Linked DNA regions of Homo sapiens: regions 1, 2, 3, 4 and 6 are each linked to region 5. A link is an interaction called in ENCODE POLR2A ChIA-PET data of the cell type or tissue named here. Cell type or tissue: MCF 10A. All regions are shown on one strand. Links, peaks and the distances in the headings refer to the core of each region. The heading gives the core; the rest is flanking DNA. Region 1 has its middle 39 kb from the start of BNC1. Region 2 holds the start of BNC1 (basonuclin zinc finger protein 1). Region 3 overlaps BNC1 (basonuclin zinc finger protein 1). Region 4 has its middle 36 kb from the start of BNC1-AS1. Region 5 has its middle 67 kb from the start of SH3GL3. Region 6 overlaps BNC1-AS1 (BNC1 antisense RNA 1).

Region 1 (5,256 bases), core at 551-4,550, 56 kb before region 5:
AGATGAATTTAATTCTCAGTAATATGAAGTGCTTGGATAAGAGCAGCCTGATAGATAAAAAGACCAAATGGAGTAATTCTTTCTGCTGCCTTTAAAATTCTGACAAAGTTCTGTCTCAGTAGTTCTAAACAAGATAGCCTCTGCTCAGTGACCAGAGCCCGTTATGTAGACTGGCATGCTGGCAAGGCCCTGGTCTGAGAGTAAAGATCCCATGATACAGCAACAAGGAGCATCCCTGAATGTTCTCTCTCCGGGATGTTCTTGTCTTACCAAAAGACCAGCCCCTGAAATACTACAAGGCTCTGGAAAGTCATTCTGCTGGCAGTTGGCATGTGTGGACAGTGACCACCAAGAAGGAAAAGACTACCCTTTTCACACATGGCAAAGCATGCCCTCTCCCTCCTATTTGTAGGAATTTTTGGTTATCTATGGAGTCCCATGTTGCCTAAGTCCTCCTGGAGGTGCTAAACACACAGTGGAAGTACAAAAACCCACACTCCCTACTCTAAGCCAAAGAGCTCTGCGTTTAGTCTTTTTATACAATAGCCTGGTCTCACTTAAGCACCGCGTTTTACAGATGGAGAACTGGGGGTGGAGAAACTGTGGCCTATCCAGGGTCCCATTGAGCGTCAGTGCTGTACTTGGGCAGAAGCAGCCCCGGTTCCATGGAGATTCCTTCTTCAGGTCTCTTCCATCAGCACTGCCTCCTTCCTGTGGGTAAGGCCTCCTTCCCCTGCCCCCCAAAACTCAACCCAGATCCTTCCCAGTGGTTGCTTTCACATCTAAAAATAAAAGAAGAGTGGCAAAGAGGCTAATCCTCCAGAAAAGGTGTGTCCATGTTGCTAAGATGAGTATACCTCAAGTCAGTTCCTTGCAACAATGGGGATTTCTGAGAGAGAGCAGCTGGTCAGGCAAAGTGGGGAGCTGTGCCCACTGAATCTAATGAAACAGCTGCTGAAGTTAGATATACGGTATCCGAACACTTAGAAGGGTTTAATCCTCTCTCCTGCAGCCTTTTCTCTTGGTATTTCCTGAGGACCGAATGGGGCCTGCAGCAACTAGCTTTGGGTCTGACTAAGCGTTTTTGTTTTTTTTTTTAACTGGAGAGGAGCAAGCTGCAACGAGGGCCTCATTCCTGGTTGGGTGCAAGACCCGGGAAGAGGCAGAGCAAGGCTGAGAGCTGGGGTTCTTGGCCTGGGGCCTGGGTGTCCTTCAAAGAGGGGAGACCTAAAGGCATGTGGCTATACATTTACAAATGCATGAACACAGCTGCAAGATACTGATGGGCTTCAGAAACAAGAACAAATCCAGAATTCTCCCTCATAGCTAAAGGCAAAAAAAGTTTTCCTCCAGGAATAGGTTCTTCTTCAATTGTGAAACATTGGATATAGGAAGAGAAGATCGCCACATGCTGGAGCATAGAGTGTTACAAAACCTTTTCTTCTGAAACTTGACTTTTCATGCAAGTGCATGGAAGTTTACAGAGTGTTATGATGAGATATCTGTTAAACCAGTAAGACCCCAAAATAAAAATGCCTCTATGGTGATAGAGACCAGAACAGTGAGAACCTTTGCGGGTAGGCTGTCCACCGTGAAGGGAGGGGAATAAGGGAGTCTCTGGAGTGCTGGGAGTGTCCTAAACCTTGGTCTGGGTGGTGGCTTCTTGGGTATGTGCATGTGTAAAAATTAAAAAGTCATCAGGGGGCACACTTGAGATTTGTGCATTTTACTCTATGTAAGTTATGCCTCAATAAAAAAAGAAAAATAAAAATTTTAAATGCTGTTTTCATTGCTTTGCTATGCCAGCAGTTTGGGTAGGCGCTTTTATTTCCAAAAGCTAAATCATGTATAACTTATGTAATATTTCAAGCCATCTCTGGAGTTCTCTCCTATAATACCTTTTGTGCCCAAGCTCTTATCTTATAAAATGTGACTGACTTTTAAGGGTCAAAGATGATTTTTCTCCATCTGTCATTCTTGTCCATGGCAAATGTGGACATGTCATTCGGAATGTAGCATGGAGGCCCTGATGAAATTGGAAAAGCATGTGGAGATAAAATTCACTCTGGGATGAATCCAGACACTTCCTGCCACTGGCCAGATGTCACAGAGCTGGAAGCCACCCTCCCAGGGGAAGCGATTCAACCAGCCTAAGCCAGATGTGTAGGAAGCTGCCTCGGACCCACATGCTAACACTATCCCAATTGTGTAGAGCATATGCTTTCAGTCAAGAGTGAAGAATGCGGGAAGGGGTACATGCCAGGAGTCTTTCAAGCATGGCCCACCAGTCAGCCTACAGCACGATGCACCGATGCGTCCAGTCAGCAGATGTGTGTCACCATGACGCAGGCTGAGGCTGGTTAAACAGTAACAGAGCTCAGTGACCTAATGCTCACACTCAGCCCTTCCTGAGAACCTCGCGCCACAGTTGTCATGCTGTGGGATGTGTCAGCTTGATTCTGAGGCTGCCTGGAACATCTGTGCTTAAACTACATGGAGTGGCAGAAACGCCCCTTCCTGTACCCAGCAGTGTGTCAAGAGACCTCAGTGAGCTGCCAGGGAACATGGGTGCAGTGCCTTTTTGCTCCGTGTTATTTTGAATAATCGCAAATGCAACTGCATGGCAGGCTGTTTGGGAAAAACTGTTTAGTGACTGAGTTTTGTGTCCTGGTGTGGCTTTCCAGGAGCCCATGCTGCCTGCAAGGATACCCCTCTGTGCCCCTTGGTAAGCCTCCAAGGCCTCCACCTGCCCCTCCCCTTTATAGAAAGATCTGAGTGTAGAATTTGTCCCAATGTTCTAAACTGACTGAGACAGACTTTACAAGAATCCTACCTGCTCTGATTACAAAGAAGGAAATGTGTATGCCTACTTGCTCACAAGTGCATGTGCACACACACACACTTCTGTGTGTTTGAGAGGAAGCAGGCAACCACACATAATGTCGTTCAGAGAAAGACACATGGATGAAGAGACAAGGACAGAGACATCCCAGGGCAGCCTATACATACCCACAACCCCTTGGTTGGCCAATAGCAGCAAATATTGTACTGAGGCAGAAGTCATGGTACGTAGTTTTCATGGGCAAATATGGTTGGGCAGATGTGGAAACATTTCTTAGCATTTGTTCACACCAATTGCTCAGAAACCAGGCCATGGAGGGCTCTACTCCACAGTGCTTTCATCTGCAGACCTCCCAGCCTCTGCAGAATTCACTGATACTGCATGAGGACACCATCGATAGACTTGTTAGGCTGCCATTTTTGGCAAAGACACACACACATGTTCTCCTCCTACCTAGACGCTGGGAAAGTCAAATCTACTTCAGTCATCACTTCACCTCATCAAAAACTATGGCCTTCCTGTCTACCCAGAGATCTTCCTTTATAGAAATCACAGCTCTGCTTGCTTAAAAGCTGATCCTTAGAGCTGCAAGCACCAGAGAAACTGTCATGCATAATGTATCTCTTTCCTTTAGGTCATCAGCAGTACACTGTGTGCACTGACCTGTCTGCCAGTCACCATTTCAGTACCAAGCACTAAAAACAGTCCCCAAAAAGTTGTCTAAACCTCATATTTTTGGGGTGGATTCCCCTCCCTTCACAGAGAAAATTCACAGGGTAAAGCAATGGTCATGATAATACATACCTGTGGCTCATCACCAGTCATTTACTTGGCTTTAGAATTTGTTTTTGTGCTTACACTGGAATATGAGTCTGCCTAAGGCTGTGGGAATTCACAGCTCTTTAGATAAACTAAATGATCTTCCCTTTAAAGACCTGACTCAGGCAGAACCAAAGGTGGTTTAGTCTCCTGTTCTGCCTCCCCACTCAAAACCAGGCTTTGCACGCTGGATTCAGACACGTTGGAGCTAGAGGCAAGATGCCAGCCTAGGAGGAGCTTCCCTGATCACCTAGGTGCAATGGACTGAATAAATCCTTTTAGAGTTTCAGCTAATCTGCAAAGTGAGGAGCTTATAGTTAACCTTTTCTCATGCTCCCCACCCCCATCCCATGGGTCCCTATCTACAAGTTTCTGTTTCCTCACTGTCATCATCCCAAGACTCCTTTTCATGCTGTTAATACCCATAGGACTTCACTTAATTTTCACATGTGATGGTTAAATTTTATGTATCAACATGGCTAGGCTATGGTGCCCACTTCTTTGGTCAAACACTAGCGTAGATATGCTTCACATCTACAATTAGTTGACGTTAAGTAGAGGAGATTGCCTTCAATAATCTGGGTACCCTCATTCAATCAGTTGAAAGCCTTAAGAGTAAAGACAGATTTCCCAGAGATGAAGGAGTTCTGCCTCAACACTAACACAGAAATCTTACTGTAGTTGCCAGCCTGCCAGCCTGCCCTACAGATTTCAGACTTGCCAGCCCCCACAATCACGTGAGACGATTCTTTAAATCTCTTAATGTACCCGCACACTCCCAACACACTATTGGTTCTGTTTCTCTGGAGAACCCTGACTATTAGAACACAGTTCCCATTCCTATTTCCTCAACTTGTCTATTTCCTCCATCTCCACTGCCAGGTCTTCTTTTTGTTGTCCTCCCTAGACAATATACACAGCCCCTCTTCCCCCTCTCTGTATGCATATGCATTTTAAGATCTCAAAGTAGTCTTCAAGAAGGTCTGGGTTTTTGTTTTTGTTTTTGTTTTTGTTTTGAGATGGAGTTTTGCTCTTGTTGCCCAGGCTAGAGTGCAATGGGGCCATCTCGGCTCACCGCAACCTCCGCCTCCTGGGTTCAAGCGATTCTCATGCCTCAGCCTCACGAGTAGCTGGGATTACAGGCATGTGCCACCACACCTGGCTAATTTTGTATTTTTAGTAGAGACGGGGGTTTCTCCATGTTGGTCAGAGTGGTCTCGAACTCCCAACCTCAGATGATCCGCCCACCTCGGCCTCCCAAAGTGCTGGGATTACAGGCATGAGCCACCATGCCCGGCGAAGGTCTGGGTTTTACTTTTAGGAAACTTTCTTCTTTCAGCTCAACCTCACCGCCTGGCTGGAGGCCTCACTCACTCACCATGAGTGGCCTCTCAGAGATCAGCTTCCATCTGGACTGCAGTGAGGGAGGCCCATGTCTCCACATTCCAGGGAGTACAAATGGAGATGTCCAGGCTCTGGAAGCCTGAACCCTGAAGGGCATGGGATGAGGGCAGTACCCTGTCTTTCCTTGGGTGACCCAAACCATCTTTGGCTGCCATTGTGTCTAACGAGGTGATCAGAGCTCGGGGAAGGTC
Region 2 (5,256 bases), core at 489-4,488, 95 kb before region 5:
TAAAATTCATCATCACAAAAGGAGAAGCCATCTTTTCACACCTCTTTAAAGAGCAAATCAAATCCAGTACAATTTGTAACATCTGAAGTAATGTTCTTTTATATGATGTACAAAATTTTATTTTGACAAACTATTTTAACAAGGTTTTAATATGTATCAACGAATCTGGGAAGGGATCAATGAAAAGAGAGTCAGTGTATCCATCACTGAACAAAAGTTTCAATACATTAACACGTATTTGCAAACTCAGGGTCGAAGACTTAGAATCTTATCAAGAGATCCCATAAAATCGAATAGCAAATTAAATAAACAGCGAATGAAAAAAAATCTGCCAAATGCTGTTTTTCAATTCACTTACTGTCAAGCCAAAATCTTGTCGCTTTGATGAAAAGAATATATTTTTAAAAAAATTGTTGCTACATCTGCTCTGTGGTCCTATGCAGTAACACATGTTCTCTCTCCCTCACACACACACTCTCTCTCTCCCTGACAGGGATTCCCAGGACACCGGTGGGGCCTCTTTTAGGCCCCTTAAGTGTTAACAGCAAGAGGCCTGGCTGAGACCAGGCGTCTGGGCCGCTTTAAATGCCCTGGCCTTCAGAGGACTGAGGCGAGCACAGCCATAAAACCAGGGGACGTTACCGAACCCCCGAGCGTCTGATGCCCCCCGCCCCCCAACCACACACAACTTCACTCACACAATTAAGGCTGGGAGATGGCATTCCACTTAACTGTCAGACTCGGAGCGGTGGCAGCCCCGCAGCCACAAAGAGATGCCTTAAATGAGAAGAACATGTTTCTACACCGCATTTGTGAAAGTTTGGCTCGGAGCTACGCGCTGATTAATATCAGATCTCCTTCACTCGCCTCGCCACAATCTTGTCACATCTGGCTGACAAATCCCGAGGAACTCCGGCAAAGCCAGGCGGCGGCGGGGCTCCGGGTCTGGGCGGCGGCTCCGGAGGAGCAGCGGGAGACCCCGCAGCGGCCTCCTCCTTCTCCGCCCGCGGCCCCCAGCCTCGCCGCCGCCGCCCGGCTCCCAGCACGGAACCGACGGGGCGCTCCCGAGACGGGCGAGCCACGCGCTCGCAGGTCCCAAGGCCAGGCTGGGCGGGACTGTTAAGGGAGCTCGAAGTCGGGGGCCGGGGGCTTCCCGTCCCGGCGCTTCCCATGCAAACCCCTGAAGGAAGCGGCAGGCGCAGCCGCGGGCTCCGCAGCCCAGGCCCACTTCCTGTCACTCCAGGAAAACCTCGGAGCGGCGGACGCGGCTCGGCCCGGCTTCCAGCCCAGAGCCCAAGCGCCTTAGCCCCGTCCCAGCGCTTTCTGAAAGACGGGCCACCTCGCGCGGAGCCGCGACAAGGACTCCAGGGTCCGCAGTGAAGCTGGTCAAATCTGCCCCGCACACGGTCAACGCTCGGTCTGTGTCCCGGAAGCTTTCGGACCGGACCTGTCTAAATAGCGACTTTCAGTCGTGGGTTTTTTGTTCTTGTGGGTTTGTTTTGTTTTTTGTTGTTGTTGTTGCTCTACAAAAGATTTGTCCCGCAGTGGACGGGAGCCTCCTCACGGCCGCCCGCCCGTCTCCGCAGTTCTCCTCAGTGACCGGAGGCTGCCGCGCGCCCCGTTCTCCAGAGAAACAATCCCCGGAGAGAAAGACGGCCAGTGTGAAATATCAGCTGTTTCACAAATTCTGAGGTAAAAGAAAAAAAAAAAAAGAAGGGGTCGACCCCCACAGGTGGAAACAGCAAGTCCTAACGTCCTGGGCTGAAGCCTGGGGTGCGGGCGGCAGAGAGTGGCGTGTAGGGTACCCGCCGAGTGCCGCCGCCGATTTCCACAGGCTGGCCCGCCGGCACCTCCGACGCGCCCGCAGATCCGGCGCGGAGACCGTTTGCCAGCTCCGGGACGTCGGGCAGGGACGGGTCCCAGAGCCCCAACCCCCCCGCCGCCGCCTCCCGGCCGGAGACCACGGTCCCTCCCGCCGCGCCTCGGGGCCGCGCTGCCGCGCAGGTAGCCAGCTGGCCCTCGGGAGGTGGCCCTCGGGTACCCACGGGAGCCGGAGCCCAGCGGCGTCCCGGGCCGCCTGCTCCGCGCACAGAGAATCCCCGCGCCCGCGGAGGGCGCCGCGCTTACCTCGGCCATCCTGCGACCGCTGCGGTGCCGGGGCTGCCGGCGCGTCTCCCGGGCCCGGGCCGCCCCGCGTCCGCCCCGGCTCGGCGGGCGCCGCCGCATCCACGCTCCGGCCGTCGGGGCGCGACCCGGCGAAGTGGGCGGCTCCCCAAGCGCCCAGGCTGCGCAGCACGATGGCCGCCCCCGCCGCGCACCGCGTGTGCCCGCACGCCCGCCCCCTGCGCCCCGGGGACGCCTCTCCGCCCCTCCCCCTGCCCCTCCGCCCACCGCGCGGTCGCCCCACGCCGCGGGCGCTGCTTCGCCGCCCGGGAGGCCGCCTCCCGCCCCGGGACCGGATAACGCCCTAAATCAGCGCAGCTGAGGCGAGGCCGTGGCCCCCGCAGACCGCGGAGACCTCGCCGGCGGCCGGCGCGGAGGTGTCTGCCCCCGCCGGGCTTGAAGGCACTTGTTGGTAAAAGACACAGACGTGTCGGTGTTTGCCTCTCCCGGGGAAGGGCGAAACGCTCTGAAGTTCTCTGGCGCTCTTCTCAGGAGATGATTCGGCCTCCCCTCCTACCCTGGGGCGCCCTCGGGGTCTCACTGCCGCGGAGGAAGAAGGCAGCGCCGCCCTCGCCTGCAGAAACCTCATTCCCGAGAAAGTGCGGGACGAGCGTCTTGGGATGTGGAAGAAGGGGGTCGCCAGGAGGTTTTCTTAAGAACTCAAAACAAGCGCCCCCCACCGCACACGCACACACACACACACACACACACACACCCCTTCCCTTGGGTGGTCTGAAGAGTCAAAGTCCCAGCTTGACCACTTTCCCAGGACAAATGGCTTTGCTCTCTGGGCCTCAGTGGCTTCAGTTGTAAAATGGGATTAAGTTTTTCGCGTCTTATTGGATGCTAGGGACGGAATGAAATGAAGTGCCCTGGAGAAGCCAACTGGAGGTGGTGGCCCCGAGAGTAGACGCGGAGGGGCTGAGGCCGCAGGATCCTGGAGCCCAGGAGCTGACGGAGATCGCCCACAGCTGCTGCAGCAGCGCCCGGGTTTCTGCTGCCCCGGGGCAGGGCAAGCCTCTCCCAACCTCTTCAGCTCCTTAAAAGGAGTCTGTAAAGGCTAGACTGGGGGGGCGGCGGGGGTCCTGCTTCCTCTTCCCTCAGTTTCTTCCACCTGCCTTGCTGCTGGTGGGGATCCTTGAAAAGGAAACAAAGCTCTTCCTTCCCTCTCTGAGAGGAAAAGGAAGATGAAGTGAGTTGCCCTCAGCCACCCAGAGTGTGCCTGGTTGTGGCTATGGAAGGCACAGGCAGGTGGAAGGCTTCTGAAGGGAAGAGAAGGGAAAGGAGGGAACAAGGTGTACGAGGAAGAATGTGTGGGTGTCTGGGCGTCCTGGCGTCCTGGGGTCCAGCGGGTCCTTCTGCCTCTCCTGGGGTGGACACACAGGTGAGTGTCCTGGGCCTGATGTGTGGCGCCTTTCCTTGTAGGCTTGAAGTCTCCTGGCCTCACGTGATGGACCTTGCCGTGGGAGGAGATTCTTTTTTTTTTTTTTCACGTGGCTAACTTCTTGATGTAGCTTTGCTAGATTCATTCCGCATCTAAACTGCTTACCTCTCATTCCTCCGTGCCCCCGTATTGAGGCCTTTCTTCTAACACCTCCTTCTCTGTTTGTTGTAACACAGTGCATCTTTGAAGGACTTTCTGGAATGTCACCACATCTCAGAAACCTTCCCTGATCCACCAAGCCTCCACTCGATGTGCTTTTGCCCTGTTGTGACCCCCAGGCACTTTTTTCTGCCTCTTTCATCGTGCCAGTAGCATTGTGTAGCCTAGTTGTGATGTGTGCTTGTCTTAATTCCTTTGGTGGTTACTCATCTTAGTGGCTTCTGTGCTATGAGATACGGTAGCAGATAAACCTCTGGTTTTGCAGTCATAGTGACCCAGGGATAGCTCATTCCTAGCAACTGGAAACTGGCTGAGGAAGTCAGCCTTCTTGGCCCCTCTTTTCTTCTCTATAAAAGCAGATATGAAAGCCTGTCTCAGGCCAGATTGGTAGGACTAAATAAAATAGTCTCTGTTCTGCAAACCCTCTCCCCCTTTCCTTTCTGCTGCATCTAAAACCAATTTCTGGATTAACTTAAATTTGTTACCTACAATAATATTGTAACCAAGAGAGATCCTTGATGACAATATTACTGAATGCCACCTATGCCTATTATAAATACACCACAATGTCTATGTCCCAGGCGGTGGCCCACTTCAATAACTTTAATCTGTCCAATTGAAAGTTTTGGTCATTATCTTTATATTAATTGCAACTAAATTATATGTGTTTTAGTAAAACTTTCTGCTAGCAACAAATATCAGAATCAACTGTGTAACTCTATTCCTGGCTACAAACACAAGAAGGATTCTGGCAGTACATAATTTGAAAACATGAAAACAAGCTGCCTCTTCCAACATGTACTGTTGGGATCGACAGATACATTTTTTTCAAATGTGACAATTTGGACCGACATATAGGGAATCAGTAGGTCGAGATAAAAATTACTAATTAATCTTTTGCAGTTTCATTTTAAATCATGTACCTGATAGTACCATGTGACCTCTGACATCAGTCCTCAAATTTATTTCTCAGGTCTGATGGGCTTCTCTGCCATTCCCTGGAAATGTTAAGTAGAAACAGGAACAGAGAAACCACCTGTGCCTGTAGACAGGAGTGTGGTACTGGCTGGGTAAAGACTACCCAGACCATCTTCCTGTTTTCCTGCTGGTTACCAGTGGGGTCTGGTATGGCCTTTCCCTCCTCTAGACCTCACCTTTTTCATCTGGCAAATGAGAGCATCTCTGAGAGCCCATCCTGCTCTTGCAAAGTCCTCACGTTTTGCTTCTATGTTTCAACCTTGCCATTTTCTTTTGTGGCAAGTTCTTTGTCTTGGCAAGTGATAAAAACAGATTGTCTTCCCTAACTTTACATTATCAAGTACTAAAAGAAACTTTATTAAAATTGGAAAGATTGAGAAGATACAAAATAATGAAATCTTTGTGACCTGATGATAAGGAGGTAAGAATCAGCTCTTCTGAGATGCAGGGCTTGATTAGGTTGCTGTGTCTCTGACTGAGGCATTTCCCAGAGTGAATGTGTTGTCACTCTC
Region 3 (5,256 bases), core at 714-4,713, 100 kb before region 5:
CAACATGGCGAAACCCCATCTCTACTAAAAATACAAAAATTAGCCAGGCGTGGTGGCGCATGCCTGTAATCCCAGCTACTTGGGAGGCTGAGGCAGGAGAACTGCTTGAACCCGGGAAGTGGAAGTTGCAGTGAGACGAGATTGTGCCACTGCACTCCAGCCTGGGCGACAGAGACTCCATCTCAAAAAAAAAAAAAAAAAACTAAGAAGAAAGCTATGCTAATGATTTAACTGGGTGGCATGGAGGGATAGGGACAGGAGTAAGAATGTTTTAGATTGAGTCATCATCAAGAGCCTTTGAGGAGGTAACATGTGAATTGAGTCCCAAGGCATGCCAAGGAGTTGGTCATGTGCAGACTGGAGAGAGAGGAAGTATTTAAGGGAGAAGGCATAGCAAGTGCAAAGGCTCTCAGGCACAATAGAGATGGGTGTTCAGGGAAGAGTTAAGGGGCCAATGTAGCTGGAGTGAAGTTGTTGAGGTTATTAGCAGAAAATGAGAATAAGACAGGTGTCAGAGACCACTGTGCATAGGACCTTGTGGGGCAGGTGAAGGAGTCTGGATTTTAACAGTAAGCCTTTTTTTTTTTATGTATGAAATGAATATAATCTCCCTGTTAAAAAGATACCTCTGGCTGCAGGGCTGGGGAGCCCGAGCCCCTTCCCGTTCACCTCACCGGGCACCTTTCACTGAGAGGTAGTAAAACCTAGGATTGGCCTCAACCTATGTCTTACTTCCAGTTAAGCCATGTAAAAACTTCAGCTCCATGCCTTGGTGCCTTTGGCCATCATGTGGGCTGGAAACCTACTCCTGCCTACCTCAGAGGCCTGTTAGCCATATTAATGTGGATACACAGATGGGGAGCTGAAGCAATCAATCAAAACAGTGAGACTGTTACTGCTGCCAGACCCACAACAAGTAAGTTCTTCGGTCTTCTGGGCTCTGGTTGTCCGACTCTGCACAGAGCTACCAAAAATATCTAAGGTAAAAGCCCCTAAAAAAGTTGCTTCACAATGAATCATTCCTGCAAGAGGCAATGAAACAACTAAAACTCCAAACCAACACTTAGCACTGGGCCTGATACTTGGTAAGCCCTCCACTGGTATTATCTGAGAAAGTAAACGAATGATTGAACAAATCAATGAGAGAACTGTACTATGCTTACTGATTATTAATCTTTTTCCCCCAGTTATCTTTTTCCCCAATATGCCTTAGTAAAAATAAATTTAATTTCCAAGTCTCAGTTGGTGGTCAGGTGACTTAAGTACTGACCAATGGTATACAATACAAATTGTTGGGTGAAGTATTGTAGAAAACTCCTCATAAATAGCAGATGACTCTACTGTAAGACCTGTCTGCCTTTCCCTCTTCCTCTTTCTTGGAACAAGAACCTGATGGCAGGAGCTCAGATACCATTTTGTGACTATGAGGCAATACCGAGGTCATGCCCTAAGGATGGCTGAGAAGAAAGAGTAGCAACTATTATTTAGGAATTCTTTTAATTTGCAGCCAAATGCAGTTTCTAGTTTACACACTGATCTTCCAGTTGACTATGGAGAGGGCCATGTAAAAACCACGTGGAAAATGACTCACTAGCAGAGATCACCGAAGTTAAGTTTTAGAGTCTGTGGTCCTCTCTTACGTGTGAGATTCTAAGGCTATGCCAGATTCTCAGTGGAAAAAAATCGTAACTCTTCAACTTTAAATTTAAAAACCCAGTCTGGCAAACCACAAATCACTTTTTAACAGCCACCAAGTTTACAATAAAAATGCTTCAGGATTTTCTTTTTTTGAGACAGGGTCTTGTTCTGTCACCCAGGCTGGAGGACAGTGATCACTGTTCACAGCAGTCTCTACCTCCCGGGATCAAGGGATCCTCCCACTTTATTCGCCCTCCCAAATCTCACATAGGCGCATGCCACCATAACCAGCTAATTTTTAAAAAAATGTTTTTATAGAGACGGGGGTCTCACTATGTTGCTTAGGCTGGTCTTGAACTCCTGATTCACTTTTTTTCTTTTTTGGAGACAGTGTGGCTCTGTCGCCCAGGCTGGAGTGCTGTGGTGGGATCTTGGCTCACTACAACTTCTGCCTCCCGGGTTCAAGTGATTCTCCTGCCTCAGCTTCCTGAGTAGCTGGGACTACAGATGTATGCCACCACACCCGGCTAACTTTTTGTATTTTTAGTAGAGATGGGGTTTCACCATGTTAGTCAGGATGGTCTCTATCTCCTGACCTCATGATCTGCCCACTTCGGCCTCCCAATGTGCTGGGATTACAGGCATGAGCCACCGCGCCTGGCCAGTTTTTTCTAAGTAGTACTTTTTAAATGTTGAATATAGATAATTGTTGCTAACGTGCATATCAAAAACTGCCAATCAGGACACATAAAACAAGACATCTTTTAAAGCAGCTGGGCTACCTTTGGTGTCTAGGTGGAGAGCCTGGCTTCACTTAACCTGTTGTGAAATTGTCATTCTTACTCTTTCTGTGGCTGCAGAGCTAGCCTTCCTGGTTTAGGAAACTGCATCATTCAAGGGTGGGAGTTAATTCTCTACCCCACTGCTCTTTGGAGCTACTTTGCCTCTGCACTTCTTACTTTCCTTATTAGAACTGGATTTTTTTTTTCTCCTTACCTTCCCACCTCTCACTTTTCACTCCTTTCACTTTTTCTTTTTAAGTTTCCCATTGTTTTTCTTACATATGAAAACCCACAGAGGTACAACTAGGATTCTGAAAAATAGTATCACCCTTTGCCAAATAGGTAATAAGGACAACCGGGAAGAAGAGAGGTGAAGCCCACTAAGTCCTTTAATGTGAGGCAGCTTATCTGCAGGTGAGAGTGTCGGACTTTAGCTGACCTTGAGAAACACACATGGGGCAGACACTCAACACATCATGCCATCATCTTCCACTAATAGTTTAAGAAAATGATAATCATTTATTTAACAAGGTTTTTATTTGTTTGTTTCTAAAGCATCTACTATGTACTTGGTAACCATGGGGAGCTTCATGGAGATACAAAGATGAGTAATTGCCAGTGTCTGACACTAGGGAAGACTTGAATGACTGCAAGAAAAAATCACACAACTGGGTTGGTCAAAAACAGCAGAGTAGAGAATATGATTTGTCAAAAATTAGCATGAGTCATTCACTGTGTTAAAATCTAGGAATTCAAAATATACTCAAAACAAACAAAACTCATTGGCCACTTTTAGAAAATGCTAGGAAACCAACTAACTATTCTGAAAATTGGTAAACAAAGGAAAAAAATCAAATGTGTATCCTTTGCTATATAACCTGTATTTCAGGGTAAAAAAATCATTGATGAGACAAAGATTATCTCTGAATGTGGATCAAATAAATGAAGAACTGGAGTATCACCATTCCGCAACTCCTAATGAAAAATAGGAGGCCATTTGTCTCTGGACTGAAGGATACATACCACCACACATATGGTGTTCTTGATAAAAAAGTTCAAACCTGAATTGGATCAAGCCTCTTACTCAACTCCAATTTAAGAATATACAGGAGATACAGGAATGTTTAAATGATACTACAAGGAAATAATCATTGAAATTCAGACCAGGGAGCACTCTACAGGACAAATGATCCAGCTTTTTCAACAAATAAATTGCAAGGAAAAAAGTAAAGTATGAACCTATATATTAAAAAAGACAATGTACGGACCTTACTTGAATCCTGATTTGAAGAAACCAACTGTAATATAAAGTTTGTCAGGTAATCAAGGAAATTTGAACACCAATTAGAAATTTAATGACATTACAGTTATTGTTAATTTTTTAGGTGCTCTATGGTATATTGCCCTGGTTTTTTAAAAAAGAGCCTTTGTATTTTAGAGCTTCATATTATAATATATATGAATGAAATTATATAATGCCTAGGATTTGCTTTAAAGTAATCTAGTGTTGGTTATGATGGGTAGGAAATACAGATGAAATGAGACTGGCCCAAAGTTGGTAACTGTTGAATCCCCAAGCACATATTACATCAAGTTTCATTCTAATTTTGATTGTTTGAAATCTTCTATAATAAAAAGTGAAAAAAATAAGTCAAACTCCTACTCTCCCCCAAATTAAATAGTTTGAGTGGGATAGGAGAAATGGAGAAGTCAAGGTTGTACAGAGAGGCCAGAGAGGGCTTCCTCCAGGAAGAAGGCATGCTCTCATCAGTGCATGCAAGAAATACCACAAGCCTAGGTACAATGTAAAGCTTAACATGTACATATGTGTCAGGCCAAGGAGCCTGGGCCACAGAGCACAGGTCTCTGTTACGGGCAGTGAGACCTACCTTGAAAGACAAAATAAGGTGGGCCTGGGCTGTCCAGATGAGCAGCCAGGAGTCTCTTTATTGGGTTCATAGGATCATTGGCTTTCTACAATGGGGAGGCACTGTTTACCACAAGCATGGTTAAAAGGAGATGTGGGGAGCCTCAGAAACCAGGTAGTCAGCATTTGCAATATAAACACAACACTAAAGGAGAATGGACAAAATCTGGTTTCTCACTCCAAGTATGAGGATGAAATGAGAGACCAAAGACTGAGGGCATGGAGAAGGGTCTGGCAGAGAAAGGGCAGGTGGGAGGTAGAGCTCCTTCAAGTGACAGATATTGATTGGGCTGAGTCTACCTGTGAGTTTAAAGTATGCATGACACATTTGTAGTGTTCTCTAGCTGCTTAGTTCAAAGACTGTGATGGGGAAAATACTTGTTCTTTTGATGTCTATGAATCAAAGTATAAACTGTGTGCCAAAATAATTTAATGTCTGTGCTTTTTTTCTTAAAATTATTAGTTTCAAAAACTGAAAATCTATGAAATAGCTGAAAAACATGCAAACACTACCTTAAAAGCCAAGCCAAATATTTCTTCTTTAAAAAAATTTAAGAACTGTACAGAAATGTAAATTATATGGATATATTTTTTCCTTTATAACCTAATTTGGGAAACCTCAGAGGTAATCTTTAGAAACCTTTGATAACAAAAAACCAAAAGATATTAATTGCATGTAAAGGGAACTTTCCGAACATAGTTGAATCAGCCTGAGGAAAAAAATACAGAGCAAAACACTTACACTTTAGCATAATTTTACCTAAGTTACATAAGCAATGCAACTTCACTACTGCTGCTGATACAAAATAAAGACGAAATTGTGAACATTTCTAAGTAAGATTTTGTAAAACATTCTTTTGGGGACTCATTGAGAACTAGGTTTTTGAAACTAAGTTTTTAAAAAGAAAA
Region 4 (5,256 bases), core at 860-4,859, 130 kb before region 5:
CCAGCATCTGTGATTTTTTGACTTTTTAAAAATAGCCATTCTGACTGGTGTGAGATGGTATCTCATTGTGGTTTTGATTTGCATTTCTCTAATGATCAGTGATGTTGAGCTTTTTGTCATATGCTTGTCAGCCACATGTATGTCTTCTTTTGAGAAGTGCCTGTTTGTGTCCTTTGCCCACTTTTTAATGGGAACTTTTTCTTGTAAATTTGTTTAAGCTCCTTATAGAGCTGGATATTAGACCTTTGTCAGAGGAATAGTTTGCAAATACATTCTTCCATTCTGTAGGTTTTCTGCTTACTCTGTTGATAGTTTCTTTTGCTGTGCAGAAACTCCTTAGCTTAATTAGGTCCCATTTGTCAATTTTTGCTTTTGTTGCAATTGGTTTTGGCATGTTTATTATGAAATCTTTGCCAGTTTCTGTGTCCAGAATGGTATTGCCTAGGTTGTCTTCTAGGGTTTTGATAGTTTTAGGTTTTACATTTAAGTCTTTAATCAATCTTGAGTTGATTTTGTATATGGTATAAGAAAGGGGTCCAGTTTTAATCTTCTGCTTATGGCTAGCAGTTCTCCCAGCACCATTTGTTGAATAAGGAATCTTCCTCATTGCTTGTTTTTATCAGTTTTGTTGAGGATCAGATGGTTGTAGATGTGTGGTCTTATTTATGAGCTCTCTATTCTGTTGCATTGGTCTTATGTGTCTGGTTTTGTACCAATACCATGCTGTTTTGGTTACTGTAGCCCTGTAATATACTTTGAAGTTGGGTAGCGTGATGCCTACAGCTTTGTTCTTTTTGCTTAGGATTGCCTTGGCGATTCAGGGTCTGTTTTGGTTCCATATGAATTTTAAAATAGTTTTTTCTAGTTGTGTGAAGAATATCATTAGTAGTTTGATAGGGATAGCACTGAATCTGTAAATTGCCTTGGGCAGTATAGCCATTTTAATTATATTGATTCTTCCTGTCCACGAGCATGGATTTTTTTCCATTTGTTTGTGTCATCTCTGATTTCTTTGAGCAATGTTTTAGAATTCCTTTTGTAAAGATCTTTTACCTCCCTGGTTAGCTGTATTCCTAGGTATTTTATTCTTTTAGTGGCAATTGTGAATGGGATTGTGTTTCTGATTTGGCTCTCAGCTTGACTGTTGTTGGTGTATAGGAATGCTGGTGATTTTTGCACATTCATTTTGTATCCTGAGACTTTGCTGAAGTTGTTTATCAGTTCAAGGAGCTTTTGGGCCGAGTGGGGTTTTCTAGATATAGAATCATGTTGTCCGCAAATAGGGATAGTTTGACTTCCTCTCTTGCTATCTGGATGCCCTTTATTTCTTTCTCTTGCCTGATTGCTCTGGCCAGGACTTTCAATATTATGTTGAATAGGAGTGCAAAGAGAAGTCATCCTTGTCTTGAGCCAGTTTTCAAGATGAATGCTTCCAGATTTTGCCCATTCAGTGTGATGTTGGCTGTGGGTTTGTCATAGATGACTCTTATTATTTTGAGGTATGTTTCTTCAATACCCAGTTTGTTGAGAGTTTTTAACATGAAGGGATGTTGAATTTTATTGAGGCTTTTCTGCATTTATTGAGACAATCATGTGGTTTTTGTCTTTAGTTCTGTTTATGTGATGAATCATATTTATTGATTTGCATATTTTGAACCAAACTTGCATCCCAGGGATAAAACCTACTTGATTGTGGTGGGTAAGCTTTTTGATGTGCTGCTGGATTTGGTTTGCTAGTATTTTGTTGATGATTTTTGCATCAATGTTCATCAAGGATATTGGCCTGAAGTTTTCTTTTTTGTTGTGTCTACAAGGTTTGGGTATCAGGATGATTCTGGTGTCACAGAATGAGTTAGGGAGGAGTCCCTCCTCCTCAATTTTTTGGAATAGTTTCAGCAGGAATGGTACCAGCTCTTTTTTGTACATCTGGTAAAATTCAGCTGTGAATCTGTCTAGCCTTGGGGTTTTTTTGGTTGGCAGGCTACCTATTACTGATTCAATTTTGGAGCTTGTTATTGGTCTATTCAGGGATTCAATTTCTTCCTGGTTCAGCTATGGAGGGTGTATATGTCCAGGAATTTCTTCATTACTTCTAGATTTTCCTAGTTTGTTTGCATTGAGGTGTTCATAGTAGTCTCTGACGGTTATTTGTATTTCTGTAAATGACAAAGTTTATTTGGTTCTTCTTTCTTAGTCTAGCTAGCAGTCTACCGTATTAATTTTTTCAAAAAACCAGCTCCTGGATTCGTTGATCTTTTGAATGGTTTTTCATGTCTCAATCTCCTTCAGTTCAGCTCTGATTTTGGTTATTTCTTGTCTTCTGCTAGCTCTGAGGTTGGTTTGCTCTTGCTTCTCTAGTTCCTTCAGTTGTGATGTCAGGTTGTTAATTTGAGATTTTTCTAACTTTTTGATGTGGGCATTTAGGGCTGTAAATTTGAAGGAGCCATTTTTATCACACATACTGAACATTTACTTTGGGCTGGATGCTCTTCAGGAAGAAGACAGAGAACACCCTCAGCCCTTACCATTCTCCTTAACTTGGCTCAAAAAGCAGGGCAGGGTGGTGCAGGTTAGAGCAACAACACACAGACACACCTCCTCACAGAAACACTCATGGTAGGAATCAGAGAAAGTGCTGGAAGAATTCTAGAGGTCACCTACTGCATGGTTTTCAAGAGGAAAGTCTTTTTTAGCCGCAGAACATAGAACAAAATATTAAATGTACATGAAACCAGATGGAAGTGGAAGGAGCTCGTGTGGTGCTTGGGAGCTGTCCAAGCTACTTCTTATCTCCTCTTTAGCTCTCCCTCCAGAACGGCCTGTGAGGCACCTGTGAGGTTCCCTAGAACCCCTCAAAGTACAGTCTGAAACGGCAATTTTACAGATGGGGAAATGAGGGCTCCAGCATTAGAGATGTTTAAGGCCCCACAGCTAGGGATGTGCAGAGGTGGAAGCTGAAGCCAGGACCCTCGAGTCCCCAAACGTGTTCTTTCCACCACATCAGTCCTCTGCGTGTGGTGTGGCTGGTGACCCGGAGGGGCTCTGGATTCAGCTTCTTCTCCCGGAAGGCAAATGCCATCTCGGGAGTTGCGGGGGAAGCCCGTGGGAAACCTACTCCAATCCAATGTTCTAGGCTGAGGCACTCAATTCCTGGAAGCAGGATTAAGACCATTCAGAAAATATGTCCTCTTTTCAGCTAGCCTTGTAACTGGAAGAGGTACATGGGGTCACCAGGGGACTTTCCAAACATAATACATCTCGGAGGTCTGAAAGGACTCAGAAGTAGCGCACAATGCCTATTGCAATAACCAAGTAATTCCAGCAGAGGGCACTATTTCCTAACAATCTGAAATGCTAACCAGCATCACAGATTGGAAAGCTAGGAAGCTCCTTTAAAAAAACAATTTTTTTTTTCAGTAGTCTTAGCTCTCTGCAAAGAACATAAGTATAGCAATTCAGACTAATTAAAATTCCCAATCACACAGATTTCTAGGGTGTAGTTTTAAAAGAATCAGGTGACCAATAGGCATTCTGTTCTTTAAACAGTTTGCCTGTGGCTGCTTTTAAAGTTTCTTGACTAATCTGGCTTTAATGATCAGCCAGAGCATGTCTTGCAGAAGAAAGAGCAAAAGACGTTGAAGCACACTGAGCCAACCACACATTTCAATAAATATGTAGATTTTGAGACACTGTGAACCAACATGCACACATTTCAATAAGTAGATAGAAGCATAGGGACAGGGAACAACCCACACATTTCAATAGATAAACGTGGAGGCATTGTGAACCGACAAATAAAGAAAAAAAAAGAGTTGTGGGTGAGAAGGGGGGTGACAGGCTGGGCTACCTGCTCAGGAATGCACAGCTGGTGTCCAGAGACTCAGTCAGATGCTTCTCTTCTAGCCCCACGATTGCCAGGGAGCTAAGAACAGGCTCTCATTTCCCCAGATGAGGAAATCCTGGTCCAAAGGGGTTTTCCCTCAGGGGTCTCAAGCTCCTCTGTAGATGCCCCAGCATCTGAGGAGGTGGGAGGAGAGGCTGAGAGAGGCTGCCCAAGTCAGGGACTGAGTCTTTTCTTCCCATGAACAGAATGAGTAGCAGGACTTTTCCCTTTTAAGAAGAGTCTAGACCAGTGATTCTCAACTGGGGGCTATTTTGTCACCCACTCCCATCAGGGAATATTTGACAATGCGTGGAGATATTTTTGGTTGTCATAATTTTGGGGGTGCTATGGCATTTAGTGGGTAGAGACCAGGGAAGCAGCTGAACATCTTACAAAACACAGGACAATTCCCTACAAGAAAGAATGATCTGGTCCAAAAATGTCAATAGTGCCAAGTTTGAGAAATTGTGGTCCAGACGAGGGACCAGAAATTCTCAAACTGTAGTCCCCAGTATGGCACATCATCACCACCAGGGATTTATTACAGATGGAAATTCTTGGGCCCCATCTCAGACCTTCTTAATCAGAAGCTCTGGGAGCAACTTGTGTTTTAATGAGCCTTTCGGAGAATCTAAGGCATGCTCAAGTATGAGAACCGCTTGTTTGGGGACTATACTGCTTGAGGCTGGTAGTCTAACACTGTGCTTCTAAGTTATTAATGTGCTTACAGTCACTGCAGAATTGTTAAAATGCAGGTTCTGATTTAGTTGTTGTTAGAATTTGCATTGCTTACAAGCTCCAGGTGATACTGACGATACTGGTCAGGGCCCACATTTTAAGAAACAAGGAGGATCTAAGATATTGCTTAGAAATTTGCCAGATCATAAAATACACCTGAAGTGTATGTTGAACCTTCAGATTCCCAGTACCCTTCTGAGACCCTCTACGTAGGACATTTCCAGAAGAAGGGCCTAGGTTGTTTTTGTTTGTTTGTTTGTTTTGAGACAGGGTCTCACTCTGTTGCCCAGGCTGGAGTGCAGTGGTGTGATCATGGCTCACTGCAGCCTCAACCTCCCAGGCTCAAGTGATTTTCCTACCTCAGCCTCCTGAGTGGCTGGGACTACGGGCATGTGCCACCATGCCCAGCTAATTTTGTTTATTATTTGTAGAGATGAGGTCTCGCTATATTGCCCAGGGTGGTCTCAAACTCCCAGGCTCAAGCAATCCTCCAGCCTTGGCCTCCCAAAGTGCTGGGATTACAAGCATGAGCCACTGCACCTGCCCAGAATACGTATTTTTATTAAGTGTCCCAGAAAATTCTCACAATCAAACAGATCTAAAAACACTGACTTCAGAGGGCAGATTCAAGAGTT
Region 5 (5,256 bases), core at 844-4,843:
GCCTGCTCTTCTCATCAGACATTTTCTCTTTCTCTTTCTTTTTCTCTTTCCCTCGGAGGGAATTTTCTCTTTCCCTCCTTTCTCTTAGCTTTTCTCCTTCTACAGGCATGCTTAGTTACCATAACTTCACTTAGAATCACCAAGTTACTCTCTTTTTTGCTCCTTGTCCTCCTTTAAGCCATGTCACCTTCTCTTTAATACCTTAACAAGAATGCTCCCTTAACAAGAATCACTAACATTCAGTATCTGGCCCTGGCTGAGCATTTAGCATGTATTATATCAATTTCATCTCACACCAGATTATGAAGAGGGCATCATGTCCATTTGGTAGGCAAGAAATGAAGTGTAGCTTAAGTAACTTGCCCGATGTTATACCAGGGTGGAGCTGGCATTCAAGCCTGGATCTGCCCGGAACTCACAAAGTCCTGCTCCTAAGCAATGGGTGAGGTCTCCTTGGGCTCACACAGCCCCTGTCACTTATGTCCCCCTGTGCAGGCATGCACATCCTCTCCCCACACAATTCACCCCACTGATGACATCTGCCTCTTGTCCATTTTCCCCACTGGACTGGGAATGCCCAGAGGGCAGAGATTCTGTCTGACTCACAGTATCTGCCCCACCACCTGCCATTCCTGCTGCATGGCAGCCATCAGTGGAGTTTTATTTATTTATTCATTTATTTATTTATTTATTTTTGAGACGGAGTCTCACTCTGTCGCCCAGGCTGGAGTGCAGTGGCCTTCACTGCAACCTCCTATTAGTGGCCGAGGGGATGAGAAGGAATGACACCTGGCAGAGAGCCGGGCTGAGTCAGGGACTGGCTCACAGCAAGATGGTGACTCTGCTGAGAGATGGAAACAGGTGGGTCTGGAGGTTCTCCTCCCTTCTCATTCATTCATTCAACAAATAGCTACTGGGGGTCTTTTATGTGCCAGGCACTATTCTAGTTGCTGAAGACACAGAGGTGAACAAAGCCTCAGGAAACTGCAGGCAAGTGCTGGGCCTATTTGCTTTCTCCAGGCGCTTTGCTCAGATCTCAGTCACTGTTTCCTTCCCTATTTTTCCTCATTGCTTAGAAGAGTTACATTTTTTACGTACATCACTCAGGTTAAGCATCTAAGGAACCATAAACAAAAGCAAGTACTAAACGGACAAAGTCTGAAGGCTTAAAAGTCACCTCCCCCTAACACCTCTGCCCAAGCATCAACCTCCTCAGGGTTCCTTCTCTAGTCTGAGACACTCCATGCTCCATTTCCCATTTTTCTGTGACTGGAAGTTCTGAGCTGCCTTCCTGGGAGAGCAAGAGTGCTTTTACTACCTCCCTCTGCCAGGTCAGGTCACCTTTGACTCCACTTCCGCCCCACCTACATGCTCTGGGGGGAGTCAGGGAATTTGCTCCTGGCTCCTCTTCCCTTCCAGGACTGGAAGAGATGGGGAGGCTGCTTCGCAACCTCTCCAGACCTGGACTGGAGGCAGGGAGGACAGTCAGGGCATCAGTCTATCCGTCCATCCTTTGGCCCATCTGTCTATTGTTGCATTCATGCCGCATACCAGTAAAGATCACAAACATGGAATGGAAGCCCACACCAACTGTAGCGCTCTCTAAGCCCAACTTGAGAAAGGAAGGCTCTTGTTTTGCGCCCTGCCCCCCAATTCAGCCCCGATGCTTAGTGCCCAGTGGCTTCTCTCATCTCACTGGGAAGGGGAGGGACCAAGGAGGACTGGGGAACGGGGTGGGGGTGAGGAGGAGGGAGATGCTTGCCCTGACAGGCCTGGGCCGGTCTGCACTGAGGCACACACACCACCTGCACCTGGGAGTGGTGGGGGGAGGGGGCGGGGCTTGAGACACGAGCGCCTTTTCCAGAAGGCTCCCCTACCACGTCTCGTCCCCACCCGCACCCCCTTGCCTACCACTCGCGGGGCGATTCCAGGAGTACCTGGCAACACCACAGACTGCGCGGCCCAGGCCAAGCCAAGCGTGGAGACCGCGCAACCCCGCCCTTGGCCCTGGCCCAGGTGTCCCGGCCACAGTCCCCAGTCTTGCAGGGGACGTTCCCGCGCTGAGCAAGTCCTGATCGCGGACTCCTGAGTTACGGGGAACCGCCTGGTCCAAGGCGAGGACAGGGAGTGCACCAGCAGAGGGAACCCACCCTGCCTCCAAGCCCTGCGGAACTTGGGCTGCACGGGAAGGAGCTGGTTTTACAGCCCTGTGGGGTGCGGGATCCGAGTTTCCCTAGGCACCTGCAGGAGAGCCCCAAAATCTAACACGAGGGCATGGAAGAAGGAGTTGGATGAGCGGTGGCCCGAATGAAAGGCATCCGTGCTCTGGAGTCTGCAAGTAATTTAAGCTTCCAAGCCTCTAAAGATGCTCCCCGCACCCTCCTCTGAGGAATCCGCGGGCGGTGGCCTGGGCCCTGTCCCGGGACAAGGCACTGCGTCTCTGAGATTAACCCCTGTCGGGCGCGCCCTAGCACTGTCAGCATGAGGTCATCCTGCCAATAGGAATTTCCTGTCCCTTCAACACTGACTGGAGACGGGCCCCACCCTATGCCCAGTCCTCGGGCTCCTGGACTCACCAAATACCTGGGACGCTCATTGCCAGGCAGCGCCAGGCCCTGCCCTCCAGGCCTCATCGCTGCCGCAGACGTGGGACAGGTTTCCTCATCAATGGCCGAAAGGGAGCCCAGGTCGGGGGGCATGTTCTCTGGCGGGCATTCTCTGCCCCAGAGGAGCCTGCTTTCCTGAGCACCGGCCCCACTGTGCCTCATCTTGGTTCCACCCTTCCAGCGCTTGGCAGTTAGTGTAGGAACCGAGATCTCTAGGGAAACTGAGGCCTTTTGGCAACAAGATGCCCTGGGGGCTACCCTAAGAAAGGCACAGCTTCCTTGGAGTGAGGAGTGTCACCTAGCAAAACTTGGACAACATTAGAAGATGCAATTAGCAGGTGAATCTTAGGCTAAGAATGTGGGTATTCACCACAAACTCTGTCTCTCCCTAGTCAGATGGTGAATGTGACACAAACCCCTCCCTGCTGGGTTGTGAGCTGGGTGGAAGTTCCTGGGGGCGTGCTCATCCCCATGTCCAACGTCCTTTGCACACAGTAGGAGTGCAATAAACCTTTGTCCACTGTTAAACTGGGGAGAGACTAGTCATATGATTTTTCCTAGTGCTTGTGACCTGTATTTTCTGGCTACAGGACAGAGGGGTCTTAAGCCAGTATGGGAGGTAGGGGTTGGGGCAAGAGGGAGGATAAGAAGGTCTCAAAAACAGGAGGCTCTGATGGGGCTGGACTTCAGCACCCTTGTGTGAGGTTGATCAAGAGAAGGGCTGAAGACAAGAGTGGGAGGAATGTTTGGGGAGGTGGTAGGATTCTGGGGGATAATGGGGTCCAAGTGTCAAAGTGTGACCAGAGTGGGACAGGGGGACATCTCCTCACTTCTGGCAGGGGCTCAGCAGGTGAGGACACCAGGTGCCTTGGCTTGCTATTTGGAGCTCAGAGAGAGAGTGTCCCCAGGCATGCATCCTGTCTGGGCAGGTCCCTTTGGTCACAGTGTCACAGTCACAGTGGGGAGGCGCCCTCAAGTGGCTTCACAGCAGCAGACCTGGATGGGGATGGAGCGCAAGAAGGCAAGTCTCTGTGATACCCCAACTCTCCTCCCAGAAGTAACTCGATGAGGAGGTTTTGAGGGAACCAGGAAGAATAGCTCAGCAAACGGTTTCAGAGACATTGAAACAGGAATGATGACTCATAATGTGTCTCCATTTATAACCACAGGTTGAAGAGATCTTACAGAACTGGAATATTTAAGAATATGACATTATATTTCTCAAATGTTTGATATCTCCAAACAATAGTAATTTTTAAAATAGCGGCCAGGCACAATGGCTCACGCCTGTAATCCCAGCACTTTGGGAGGCCGAGGCAGGCAGATCACCTGAGGTCAGGAGTTCAAGACCAGCCTGACCAATATGGTGAAACCCTGTCTCTACTAAAAACACAAAAATTAGCTAAGTGTGGTGGTGGCACCTGTAATCCCAGCTACTCAGGAGGCTGAGGCAGGAGAATCGCTTGAACCCGGGAAGGAGGAGGTTGCAGTGAGCCAAGATGGCGCCACTGCACTCTAGCCTGGGCGACAGAGCGAGACTCCATCTCAAAAAACAAACAACAAACAAACAAACAAAAACCATTTACTATGTATCTTTTGATTACAAATCAGTATTTGTTTATTTAAAAAATGGACAATGTAAAGAAAATGCAAAAAGAAAGTAAAAACAACTGGCTCCCCAGAGGTAACCACTCTTTTACATTAAATGTTACACATATTGTTTTGTAATTTACTTTATCCATGTAAGAATATATCATGAATCTTTTCACATGGCAGTAAATTTTCTTTTACATTATTTTTTAATGGTAGTTTAGTATTCCTTCCTGTAAGTCTGCCAAAAATCATTTAACCAATCCTGCTATTGGACATTAAGCTTGCTTACAACTGTTAACCATAAACAAATGTACGCACGCATACATGATGAATTTCTTAGGATAAGTTCCTAGGAAGATAATTGCTGGTCACAGGTCAAATGGTATGCTCATTTTTAAGGTTTTTAAAATATGTTGGCAAATTGCCCTCCAGGAAGATTGTTTTAATCTCTACCCTCACCTACAAAGCATGAGAATGCCTATTTCTCCACACCCTCACCCAAATTTGGTATTCTCCATCTTTTTAACTTTCTGTCAATTTGAAAGTAGAAAATGATAATCTTTAATTGTTTAAATTCCCATTTATTTGATTATTAGTAAGGGTAAGTAAAACACCTTTTCACTATTTTCATTTCTTAGTCTGTAAATTAACTGTTGCTATCATTATTTATTATGCTGACCAGACATTGGGCATTTACTACTAGGTGTGTTCAGTTTTTTTCTTATTAATTTTTAGGAGCTCTTTATATAATAATATTATCCCCTTGCTTGTCACGTCATGAAGACTTTATCCCTGTTTGTCTTTTAACTTTAAACACTCTTTTGCCTTATAGAAGCTTTACATTTTTATGTAGTCAAGATTATCAACCTTACATCAACTTACTTCAAGAAAGGTTTCCTCTATATCAAGAATATAAGAACATAATTTTCCATTCCACCTCCATTTATTTTCCCAAATGTTTTTTATTGTGGTAAAATGCATGCAATATAAAGTCTACCATCTTAACCTTTTTTTTTTTTTTTTTTTGAGACGGAGTCTCTCTCTGTTGCCCAGGCTG
Region 6 (5,256 bases), core at 828-4,827, 89 kb before region 5:
TGTAGCACATAATAGACGTGCAATAAATATTTGTAGTGTGAACATCACTCCTGATGGAGAACAGCTTATAACTTCCCTAAGTTTTAAATGGAATTCTCGAAAAACACACTGAGATTAGACACAACCTTTTGTGTTGGATCTGAAGTCCGCAAATGGGCAGGTAAACCTTTCTAATATTTACACCCTAGAAGACCCCCTCTGGTTGTCAATAAATAATTCTGTTAAATACAGAATAGCCTCTTCTTAGGAAACTAAATCTCACAAGCAGTTTTTCCCCAGTGGGGACAGATGAGCTTGAAAAAAATTTTAAAGAATATTTTTAATCATGGAAATCGTATTAGAAAAAAAAGCACCTTTTAGCTGTAGAGGTTTGGGCACTAACAGTGGGAACATCATGATACTACAGCAGGTCAGGCAAGCAGGTAATCTGCCTAAGGAGGTAGCCGCCTCTCACTTGAGCCCACCAGTGGCCTGGAGGAGGAGCCAGCCCTGGGGCTGTTGGCAGAAAGACAGGGTGAGGGCCAAAGGGTCAGGGCAGGCCTTTTGAAATAGCAGGGTGGGCAGAGAGCAGTGGCCCTGTCGGCCTTCTGTGGTGTCCTCTCCTGAGTCCTCCACATTCCTCTGAGGTGTCAGGAAACAGCAGGAGGCAAGAGTCACATTTGTGCCGTCACCTCCCGGCCCAGAGACATACACCTGGTGGCGGCAGGTCTGGGCACATCTGCAGCTTGGCTCGGTGTTAGAGCCTGACTAAGCAGCACTTGGGCCAAACTGGCCCCCCCACGCAGCTGTCTGCTGGGGGACAGGCTGGCCTACCACAAACCTGGCACAGGTGTCACAATTTCCCCTCTTCAGCTCCAGGGCTGCTCCCTTTTGAGGGAGAGGACATGAGGCCATCCCAAATGTGGCCCAGGGTTTTGGTGGCAAAAGATTGTTCCTGTTCCTCAATTTCTCACACAAGGCCTGGGGTTGAAGGGAGCAAAATACCCTGCAGGTCGTGCTACACAGAGGCGAATGCACTGTGCCTGGCATTTTGGGTTTTGCCAAAGATTGCCAGATCTCAAGGGGGTGGTGGGAGTTGGTGTCAGCGAGGAAGTGATAAATACAATAGTAAATTCCAAAGTGAAAACAAACCCAGGCCTGATTCGTAATTACTGCTTGCCTGAATGTGGCTGCCAGTGATGCAACTTGTGAGCCTCAGTGGCATCTTCTGCAACCAGAAAATTCTCATTTCTGAAACAGACGAAGGCTTATAATGATTTTTTCAAGTGGAATGCTTGGAGCAAATATTGAAAGTTTGGCTACCATTGTTTTGGTATGTCTGGGGTGTGTGAAGTTAGCTTCTCATTTAGGCTGTTGTCCATGGCCTTTAAACAGTCAGCAACAGTCACAAGAAGGCAATGGCTTGCCTTCCAGACAACTCATTCTTTCATCACCAAGGCAGTGGGAAGAAAATACCACAGGTTAACTTATCCCTGGACACTTTGTTTAGTAATAAGCTTGTCCAATCTAAGTTCTGTGGGCCACATGTGGTCCAGGAGAGCTTTGAATGCAGCCCAACATTCAAAGTTTAAATTCTTAAACTTTCTTAAAACATTACGAGTTTTTTTGTTTTTTGTTTTGTTTTGGTTTTTGCTCATCAGCTATCATTAGTGTTAGTGTATTTGATGTGTGGCCCAAGACAATTCTTCTTCCAATGTGGTCCAGGGAAGCCAAAAGATTGGACATCCCTGATTTAGTACTACACATGTGGAAGAAATACTTAGTTGGTGAAAATCCCTTAAACTAGGCACTTTACAGATTGAGTTGGTGAATTTGGGGCGAGTTTCATGAGGACAGGACAGGTCCTGCTTGGATGGGTTTTGGGAGGCTGGTGAACATATATCAGAAAACTTTTAAAGTTCATTATGCCTTGGAACATGGTGTCTTCTGCAGATTTAATGATCCATTATCCAAGGTGAAGGAGGATATATTTGGTTAGGTCATATTGCTTTCGGAAACTGAGGATAAAAGGGTTAGGGAAGATGGGCTATAGGACAAATTTTGAATCATTCTCACTCACTGATATCAAATGGTAAAAACATTTTTAGGGGGATAATTTTTGTATATTCTTAAGGGAAGAGAGAACTCTGCAAAAAAAATTTGAGTTACCCATTTTGTTGTTTTTGAAAAAGTAAAACCACTTTAAATGTCTGACTTAGAAATTTTATAGAAAACAGATTCCCCTTTATAGAGTTTATGTCTGATATTGAATAAAAAAATTAATTAGCAATCCAGGCTGTGCATGAAAAAAGATTATAGCAGGCAGTATGATGTGTGACTGGCCTCTTCACCCTTCCTTTCATTCCTTCTCCGCAGTGTAGCAGCTATGTTCTCTGGGTAATCAACCCCAGTCCCAGAGGTGATTGGCTCAGGTGACCCATGCCTAAACCAATCAGCACCAAGGTATTTTCCTGGGCACAGGAATTGGTTCCAGGTCGTCCAATCAGCTTAAAACTCAGAACTTTTGTTTGATGGGCATGAAATGCCGAGTTCTTTTTTTCCCATAGGGGGTGAAGAAGGATAACATGTAATCCCTGTTGTTCCTGGCATCTTGTGAATAATAAAGGGAAATCGGGCTGGGAATAGAGCTGACATGTGGAGATGAGAGCTCAGAGAATTGTAGAGAAATTCAGCTGGAGCTCTGATTCACGCCTGAAGCCTTTGGGCTTCATGGATCTGTGAAAAATTAAATCACTTTTGTCACTTAAGCCAGTTTGAGATTTTTTTTTTTTATTTTTAAGAGAAAGCTTCTCAACTGATATAGAAACTTACCTTCAGTTTTACTGGAAGATTATTCTGGATGAAGGAAGGATAAGTGACATACCAACTGTTCTCTGTCATAACAGTCTTTGTTCATTATTTGCATTTTTAGATGACATTGGTGATGGAGGATTAGGAGAGAACCTCCTGACACAGACCTTCAATCCACAAACGCTGGGTCAAGTGAAGAGATTTTTCCAATCAAAGTACATTGATGCTGTAATCATTAGTTTTTTCCTTACTATTAAGTAAAATATTTTCCAGAAATGCACTGACCACATACTTTGATTTTTTAATAACATTTTCTTCATTGGATTATGAAATTTAGGAGGTTAGGGACTGTGTTTTTTTGTTTTTTTTTTCCAAGACAGAGTCTTGCTCTGTCACCCAGGCTGGAGTGCAGTGGTGCGATCTGGGCTCACTGCAACCTCTGCATCCCAGGTTCAAGTAATTCTGCCTCAGCCTCTGGAGTAGCTGGTATTACAGGCGCCCAGCACCACACCCGGCCAATTTTTGTGTTTTTAGTATAGATGGGGTTTCACCATGTTGGCCAGGCTGGTCTTGAACTCCTGACCTCATGATCTGCCCACCTCGGTCTCCCAGAGTGCTGGGTGCTGGGATTACAGGCATAAGCCACCGCGCCCGGCCTTTTTTTTTGAGACAGAGTCTTGCTCTGTCACCCAGGCTGGAGTGCAGTGGTGTGATCTTGGTTTACTGCAACCTCTGCCTCCTGGGTTCAAGCGATTCTCATGCCTCAGCCTCCCACGTAGCTGAGATTACAGGTGTGTGCCACCACACTCAGCTAATTTTTGTGTTTTTAGTAGAAGTGGGGTTTCACCCTGTTGCCCAGGCTGGTCTTTAACTCCTGGCCTCAAGTGATCTGCCTGCCTCGGCCTCCCAAAGTGCTGGGATTATAGGCATGAGCCACCGCACCCGGCCCAGGACTGCTGATTTTTGCTATATCTAGCACAGTGCTCTTCTGTACACTGTAGGTGCTTCTTAAATGTGGGCTTTACCTATACATTTATAAATGAAGAGATTTAAACACATATTCCTGACTTGTAGCTCCTTAAAAGTACCTTCTTGTAAATGGCATAATAGAAGACTTCTAAAAATGTAATTGGTAACTGTGCTTGGAAATCTACTTTGTCAAACTGTGGCTTCTACACCTTGTCTCCAACACCAAATCAGTTTTGATACTGATGTTTCCCAGAGGTGTGGCTTTTAATCCTCAAATTACAGCACAGGTTTTAACAGGCCAGTTTTGTCTGTCACCAGGAGTTTAGTAATTAACAAAATGCTCCATCTCTAATGGTTTATCAAAAGGCCAGTAAGCAAGTAAGAGACATTATACAGGAAACAGACTTGGTATGCTCATTGAGAGAATTCATTTAAGGAGCACTCCAATTACATGCTATGTTTAATTTGAGCCCAGTTGCTGAAGCTCAAGGTAAGACTTGCAAAGGGAGGTCTGAAGCAAGCCCTGACCATGGATCCTACATATGAACAAAATTGAGGGTCCTTCTGAACGTCCATTCTAGGAATCACATAACTTGGAGTCATTTTCACAGCCATGGATGTTTTGCAACAGGCTTTGCTACAAACACTTTAATAAAAGTTAGTGGTTTTTCTTGGGAGTCCAGGACAGGCGTATAACAACCACTGAGTAACCTGCAAGTAATGTTCGTGGTGACAATTCTGCTTTGTTCTGTGGGAGTGTAAGTAGCTGAATCAGGACACAGATCGCTCTCCGTGAGTGTTGGGAAAGGAAGGTCTGCACACTCAAAGCAGGGAGTGTTCTCTTTATCTGAGGTGGCTGCCAAGTCTTAAATACTAAAACATGTAGGTGTACTTGAGTAAAGAGAAAGCACTGACATTTCAAAGATAACTTGATAGAAGGCAAGAAAGAAGAGGAACTGGGTTATTTGGCAGAAATGTAAGTTTCCCCCGGAAAGGTCACCTTTTTTAGGACCTTGGTGTCCTGAGATTCTGACAGAGGGTTGGACACATCCTCAGGCTGATGTTTGTGCAGAGCAGGCTTTCTGCCTGAACCTCTCCTCTCACTTTCCTTCATCAGGACACCCCTAATGGATTGCAGATGTCGTATTTGGTTAGAAGCACGTTTCAGATACATCTGCCCTTCTTGCTTTTATGCAAAAAACACCTGCAAATCTTTATCTTTGGTTGGATTTACCACACATTTGAAGCTTTGAAATTTTGGTCCAGTGGGAAAGAGGAGCATGTCACCACCTTCCTCCTTAAGTTGAATTCCATAACTGACAATAGCCTTTGGGGGAGATGTTTCCATTTTTCTTTAAGGATAGTAGTTGGTAACGTTTTAAAAGCCTCTGTCCTATTCAGCTGAAAGTTCATTAATTTCTTTAATCCTAGGGAGTCTGGAAAAATCCATAGTGAATATGGGTAGATAGCTGATATGTGTGTGTGTGTTTCTTCCCG

What was found. Peaks named below come from ENCODE experiments on the same cell type or tissue, not always from the same donor. Only the 100,000 strongest peaks of a DNase experiment are listed, where the experiment ranks them.
Region 1: POLR2A ChIA-PET joins it to region 5 with 22 read pairs; 4 of 35 experiments call an interaction of 5 or more read pairs at or near these places.
Region 2: POLR2A ChIA-PET joins it to region 5 with 24 read pairs; 5 of 35 experiments call an interaction of 5 or more read pairs at or near these places.
Region 3: POLR2A ChIA-PET joins it to region 5 with 35 read pairs; 4 of 35 experiments call an interaction of 5 or more read pairs at or near these places.
Region 4: POLR2A ChIA-PET joins it to region 5 with 48 read pairs; 3 of 35 experiments call an interaction of 5 or more read pairs at or near these places.
Region 6: POLR2A ChIA-PET joins it to region 5 with 15 read pairs; 5 of 35 experiments call an interaction of 5 or more read pairs at or near these places.

The regions. Positions count from the first base shown.
Region 1 is chr15:83,321,251-83,326,506 of GRCh38, forward strand. No RefSeq gene overlaps it. Among named protein-coding and RNA genes, the nearest start is that of BNC1, 39 kb to the left of the region's middle. In MCF 10A, for the core only: no CTCF peak of the experiment used is centred there; DNase peaks (open chromatin) are centred at 1,091 and 2,401.
Region 2 is chr15:83,282,403-83,287,658 of GRCh38, forward strand. BNC1 (basonuclin zinc finger protein 1) reads right to left here and starts at 2,262. Exons shown (of 5, transcript NM_001717.4): 1 at 2,128-2,262. The coding sequence starts at 2,226. BNC1-AS1 (BNC1 antisense RNA 1) reads left to right here and starts at 1,610. Exons shown (of 3, transcript XR_932542.3): 1 at 1,610-1,692. RefSeq lists enhancers at 1,653-2,153, 2,923-3,423. In MCF 10A, for the core only: no CTCF peak of the experiment used is centred there; DNase peaks (open chromatin) are centred at 539, 2,479, 3,399 and 3,929.
Region 3 is chr15:83,275,308-83,280,563 of GRCh38, forward strand. The region is part of intron 1 of BNC1 (basonuclin zinc finger protein 1); the gene reads right to left. Among named protein-coding and RNA genes, the nearest start is that of BNC1-AS1, 6.1 kb to the right of the region's middle. In MCF 10A, for the core only: no CTCF peak of the experiment used is centred there; a DNase peak (open chromatin) is centred at 3,064.
Region 4 is chr15:83,245,260-83,250,515 of GRCh38, forward strand. No RefSeq gene overlaps it. Among named protein-coding and RNA genes, the nearest start is that of BNC1-AS1, 36 kb to the right of the region's middle. In MCF 10A, for the core only: a CTCF peak has its summit at 3,319 (motif pointing right); a DNase peak (open chromatin) is centred at 3,322.
Region 5 is chr15:83,377,237-83,382,492 of GRCh38, forward strand. No RefSeq gene overlaps it. Among named protein-coding and RNA genes, the nearest start is that of SH3GL3, 67 kb to the right of the region's middle. RefSeq lists enhancers at 1,498-2,328, 1,938-3,137. In MCF 10A, for the core only: a CTCF peak has its summit at 3,597 (motif pointing left); DNase peaks (open chromatin) are centred at 1,765, 2,505 and 3,625.
Region 6 is chr15:83,287,998-83,293,253 of GRCh38, forward strand. The region is part of intron 1 of BNC1-AS1 (BNC1 antisense RNA 1); the gene reads left to right. Among named protein-coding and RNA genes, the nearest start is that of BNC1, 6.0 kb to the left of the region's middle. In MCF 10A, for the core only: no CTCF peak of the experiment used is centred there; no DNase peak of the experiment used is centred there.